Regions from separate parts of the Homo sapiens genome. Here region 2 is linked to region 1. Evidence: read pairs that join two places in POLR2A ChIA-PET (ENCODE). Cell type or tissue: MCF 10A. All regions are shown on one strand. Each heading gives the region's core, and the rest is flanking DNA. Links, peaks and the distances in the headings are about the cores only.

Region 1 (2,922 bases), core at 288-2,787:
ACCCATTTTGTGGTAAGGAAGTTTTTATAAGGATTATGTATTTAAATGTCAATAATTTCACTAAATAGCATTATAAAAAATTTTGGTCTAGAGCAGTTCTTTTTAATATGTGTACAGATCATCTAGCGATCTTGTTAAAAAAGCAGTGTCTGATTCAGTGGGCCTGGGTGGGGCCTGAGTTTCTGCATTTGTAACAAGCTCCCAGTGGGTGCTCATGCTTCTGGTTCCTGGAGCCAGGAAGCAAAGAAGGCTGTTAAGCAGAGAGGCCCTGGTGCCTGCCCCAGCTTGCCCACTAGTTTGCTGTGTGATCGTGGGTAAATCATTTTCTCTTCATAATTTTAGTTGACTATAAAATAAAAGAATTTGATGAAATTATTTCTTTGGGTCTTTACAGGTCAACCAATATGTAATTTAGAAAAAAAGAAATGAGAGAGTAATGTTATGCTTGAAAACCACGAGAAAACAGCTCCCTGATGGTCTAAACACTACTTGAATGCATGAAGCCAGCATCAGAAGTGTCACCTGTAGTTGGGTTAAATGCTGGCATCTTCGATGTGCATGCTTCCAGTATGATTGGCTCTTCTCCAAGGGAACTGGTGGAGGAAGCTATAATGTTCTCCCTCTTTAACACTTCCAGCTTTGGCTTCTCCTGACCTCTTTTCCTTAAATCCCTTTCTTCCCCGACATCCAGGCTCAAGCCACCCTCAGAGGCTGCACTCAGAAAGAAGCACGCTGAAGACCCATACATGCAATGCTTGGTTCTGGAAGCTTGCTCAGGAATTCAGATGCAGTGGGAGACAAAAAGGAATGGAATCCTGCTGAATAACTGGGCAGGAAGTGATCCCAGAATATGCTAGCTTCCCTCCCTCTGAGTCTAAAGATCTAGTAAGGAGCCCACCCTTGGATCTTGGAGAGAGCTCCCTTTTAATATCGGGACACAAACCGACATTTTGAGTAAACCTCATAGTCGAATACCACGGAGTACTGTTTGTGACAAACAGGAAGTCATTAATTCTTTATTATATTTTTGCTCTACCGAAAGCTGTTGACCAAACCACCTGGCTTCTCCGAGAAAACCCTTATCTGCTACATCCAGGACCAAGCAGCTGGATGGTTTATTGAAAATGCCAAAGGGATCAATCATAAAACGTGCCACTTATGTAGCCTAAACATTTTGTTTAACTTTAAACATTAATTTGCTGATATTTTATTGTAGAGTCAAGGCCTTTGCTTTGAGTGCAAGGACCTGATTGGAGTTCCTAGAAGTCTTTCTTACATTAAATCACAGCCAAAATTCATTGGCTTCTGATTTTCAGCTTCAGATTCTTACATTAAAGTAGAATGAAAACCTAAAGGCATTGGGAACCAATCTCTGGGCAGAATCCCTTTATATCACCTACCCCACTCCCCTTAAACCTTTAAATTTGCCCGTACTTACTTTTGCAACTATTTTCTCAAGTGACTCATTTTTGTTAAGACTCTCCAAAGTAATCAACCTGGTTTTCAAAGAAAGGAAAAAACTCTCTCGTTTGGCACTCCTATTTTATTAGTTTATGTAATATCGAATTAAGTTTCATAATTCTAGTAACAAGTACAACTGGCATAAACAGGTTTGGGAACAAACACCACTGACTCTTCTTAAGTACACTACTTGGGGGAGAAGCAGTACATACATATATTGCAAAAGAGCCTACAACCCAAGTTCTGGACAATGATCAGTATGGTTTAGAAAAAGAATGGAGGATATGGGGTAAATGGGTGGGGTCCTTTAGGTAAACATTGGTAAGAGAGCATCTGCTATATTTTGAGCCATCATCATCCATTTAATAATTTTAACATGATGGCTGGCTTGTTAGTGTTTTTCATATGCTTCTTTCTGTTCAAATACCAAATTTGTCAAGAGCAGAAATCGTTTTATTCATTGTTATACCCCAATGTTCATTGGAATGATTGGCATATTATAGGTGTTACACAAATATTTGTTTAAAAATGAGGATTCATATGCATTTTATTAAGGTCTGTCAACATTAAAATTATAGATTTCAAGGTATTTAAATTAACATTGATGTACTGCAAACTCTGGTAAACTATGCTAAAATAGGGTAAATTACGTAAATTATTGTTCTTTAATAATAATACTTTTATCACAGAATAACAATTTCAGAGCTTGAAGTTGCTTTAGAAGTAATTTGATTGCTGCCAGGCATACAGACACAGAAACAATTGAAAGAGCAGTTTGGATGTTCTTTCATTAGCTTTTTTTTTGCCTTGAGCTTTTTTTCTTCTGCTGCTATAAAATACTTTTCTTTCTCTGGTGAAAAGTACTTCCTTCTCATCAGGTTTTTGAAGTTCTGGAAAGATTGGGGTTGAAGGCTTTGTTTCCCTGAAACTCATTATTGCCCTGAGAATTAAAAGGCAATGGCAGCTTTGTGTTTCCATCCTCACCATGTGTATTAGGGTTAAATGAGTACCTACCACAATATCATGCAACTAGCATGTGCCAGTCTCTAAGCCTTTGAATTCCTGTCACATGTCCATCACCATGGGGCTCTCAGGGGAGTATTGGACAGCTGCTCACTCAGCAAGCATTCACAGAGTCCTGTTCAGATGAGCCAAGTACTGTGCTAAGTCTTGAAGCAAAAAATAAACAAGACTCTGTTCTCAAATAACCACAGTCATTTCTGAAAGGCAGATAAACAACTATAATAAAAGTACAAGATCCTGTAGGAAAAAGAGTATCTGTCTGAGGAAAAAAGCGGGGAGGTGGTATTTCAAAGAGGGATTCCCTAGGGAGGCAGTTACTTTAAATCTGAGAGTCTTCAAGCATGAGCAGGAAGATAGGGGTCAGGGTGTCCAGGTGTCTGGGAGAGGATGGTCCAGGCCCTGGATACAAATGTGTAAAAGCAGGAGCCGTGGCAGAGG
Region 2 (2,922 bases), core at 156-2,655, 63 kb before region 1:
GGGACTGAGGTGGGAGAATCACCCGAGCTTGAGAAGTCAAGCTGCAGAGAGCCGTGATTGCCCCACTGCACTCCAGTCAGAATGACAGTGCAAGACTCTATCTCAAAAAAAAAAAAAAAAGCAAAAATGGTAAGAATAAGTAACATACCTAGGGTCACATTAGCTGAAGTGTGGATTTTCCTTCATAGAGGTTAAATTTTCTCCTAATTTTAAAAATACGTCGTGACTATTAATTTATTCTTGCCTCCGGGATTTTTAAGATACATCACTTCTATGATTTTTTTTTTTTTTTTTTTTTTGAGACAGAGTCTTGTTCTGTCGCCCAGGCTGGAGTGCAGTGGCATGATCTCGGCTCACTGCAACCCCTGCCTCCTAGGTTCAAGCAATTCTCATGCCTCAAGCCTCCCGAGTAGCTTGGATTGCATGCATGCATCACCACACCTGGCTAATAATTTTTGTATTTTTAGTAGAGACGGCGTTTTGCCATGTTGGCCAGGCTGGTCTCGAACTCCCGACCTCAGGTGATCCGCCCGCCTCAGCCTCCCAAAGTGCTGGGATTACAGGCATGAGCCGCTGCACCCGGCCTCTATGATTCTTTTGATCAGAAAAATTGCCCCTTGTGTAAGTTAGCTTTTGTTACATAACAACTCGTCCCCAAACTTAGTGACTTAACCATTTTTTATGTGGGTTGGCAACTTAGGCTGGGCTCAGCTAGGTGGGTCTTCTGCCAGTCTCCCCTGGGCTCACTCTTATAGATGCAGTCAGCTGATGGGTCAGCCAGGGGCTGGTTAGTCTAGGATGGCCTCAATCACATATCTGGGGTTTGGAGCTGGCTGTCTTATGGTTATCTGCTAAAGTAATAGGAGCAACTGGGCCACATGTCTCCAGCAAGCTAGCCTGAGTTTGTTCCCATGGTAGTTATAACAAGGGTCCCAAAAGCAACAAAAGAGGACAAGCCAGCCGGGCACGGTGGCTCATGTCTGTAATCCCAGCACTTTGGGAGGCCAAGGTGGGCAGATCACGAGTTCAGGAGATTGAGACCATCCTGGCCAACACAGTGAAACCCCATCTCTACTAAAAATGCAAAAATTAGCTGGGCGTGGTGACGCACACCTGTAGTCCTAGCTACTCCAGAGGCTGAGGCAGAAGAATCGCTTGAACCCGGGAGGTGGAGGTTGCAGTGAGCTGAGCCGAGATATCGCCACTACACTCCAGCCTGGCAACAGAGAGAGACTCTGTCTCAAAAAAAAAAAAAAAAAAAAAAGACAAGCCACAGCATGCAAGCGTTTTATAAGCCTCTGCTTTCTTCATATTTTCTGATGTCCCATTGCCCAAAGCAGATCACATGGCCAAGCCCAGATTCGAGGGGTGAAAAAATAGGCTCCACCTCTTGATGGGAAGAGCTTTGAGTCACATTGCAAGAGGATGTGCATACAGGGATGGGAGAAATTATTGCAGCCTTTTTTGCAAGTAATCTACTGCACCCCTTTTGTGTTCCTTTTCACATGATAGCTTATAGAATTTTACTGCTTAGAGTATAGGATTAAGATTCTATTTCTTTGCCAAGCTCCTATGTAACTATGGATATTGATATGGTTTGGCTGTACCCTCACCCAACTCTCATCTTGAATTCCCATGTGTTGCGGGAGGGACCCAGTGAGAGGTCATTTAATCATGGGGTCAGGTCTCTCCCATGCTGTTCTCATGATAGTGAATAAGTCTCACAAATCTGCTGCCATGTGAGACAGGCCTTTCACCTTCTGCCATGATTGCAAGGCCTCTCCAGCCACGTGGAACTGTAGGTCCATTAAATCTCTTTCTTTTGTAAATTGCTCAGTCTTGGGTATGTCTCTATCAGCATTATGAAAACGAACTAATACAGATATACAATTAGCCCTTGTCTTATGACTTTGAGAATCACAGAGTTGGAAGGAGATTTAATGGCTAGTCAATTCAATATTATACTTAATAGAGGACCATCTTGTGGACACAGAAGCACAAGATCGCATCCATGTGGTAGGCCTTCAAATCCTTAAAAATAGTAGGTTCTATGATTTCTCTTTTCCATTTTAAATATTCCAAATGTCGTAATGTCCCCATTTTATATAATGGACATACAAGACAAGCATTGCAGATTTACCAGATATGCTGATCTTCAGACTGCTCTTCCTCATTGCCAGCTAGATTTGACTGAGCTTCACATTAGCTTCAAACAGAGTGGGAAGTTAGAAAATGACAGGGTAGGCATGGATGTTGACCTACGTGGGTCCTTGAGATGGTGTGATAGGCCCCCCAGTGTGTCCAGCGTTCCACAATGTGGAACCTGTGAATACATTCCTTTGCATCGCAAAAGATTTTGCAAATGTGACCAAGTTAAGGAGCTTGCCATGGAGAGAGCATCCTGTATCCTCCAAGTGGGCCCAATGTCATCACAAGGGTCCTTATAAGAGGGAGGGAGGTGGGTCAGAGTCAAAGAAGGAATGTGAGAAGCAGAGGTTGGAGTAATGAAAGGAAGGGGCTATATATCAAGGAATGCTGGCAGTCTCTAGAAACCAGAAAAATCAAGAAAACGGATTCTCCCCTAGAACTTCCAGAAGACATGCAGCCCTGCCAACACCTTGATTTTAGCCCAGTAAGACCCCTTTCAGATTTCTGCCCTCCAGAACTATAAAAGGACATATCTGTGTGCTTTAAGTCACTGAGTTTATGGTAATTTGTCACAGCAGTAACAGGAAACCAATAGAGATGGGAAATGTGTGATTGGTTAGTGATGAGTGTAATAATACGAGCTTGCTGTGCACTGAACACTTTACATATGCTACCTTATTTCATCCCAGCACAACACTGGGAGTCAATTTCTCATTTCCCAGATACAGAAATGAACTTAGATTAAGTAACTTGTCCAAAGCCAGCAAGCTAGAA

Evidence for each region. ChIA-PET counts read pairs that join two places held together with the same protein. Peaks named below come from ENCODE experiments on the same cell type or tissue, not always from the same donor. Only the 100,000 strongest peaks of a DNase experiment are listed, where the experiment ranks them.
Region 2: POLR2A ChIA-PET joins it to region 1 with 5 read pairs; 3 of 35 experiments call an interaction of 5 or more read pairs at or near these places.

What each region holds. Positions count from the first base shown.
Region 1 is chrX:13,932,221-13,935,142 of GRCh38, reverse strand. It overlaps a transcript of GPM6B not described here. Among named protein-coding and RNA genes, the nearest start is that of GEMIN8, 96 kb to the left of the region's middle. In MCF 10A, for the core only: no CTCF peak of the experiment used is centred there; a DNase peak (open chromatin) is centred at 1,552.
Region 2 is chrX:13,995,276-13,998,197 of GRCh38, reverse strand. It overlaps a transcript of GEMIN8 not described here. Among named protein-coding and RNA genes, the nearest start is that of GEMIN8, 33 kb to the left of the region's middle. In MCF 10A, for the core only: no CTCF peak of the experiment used is centred there; no DNase peak of the experiment used is centred there.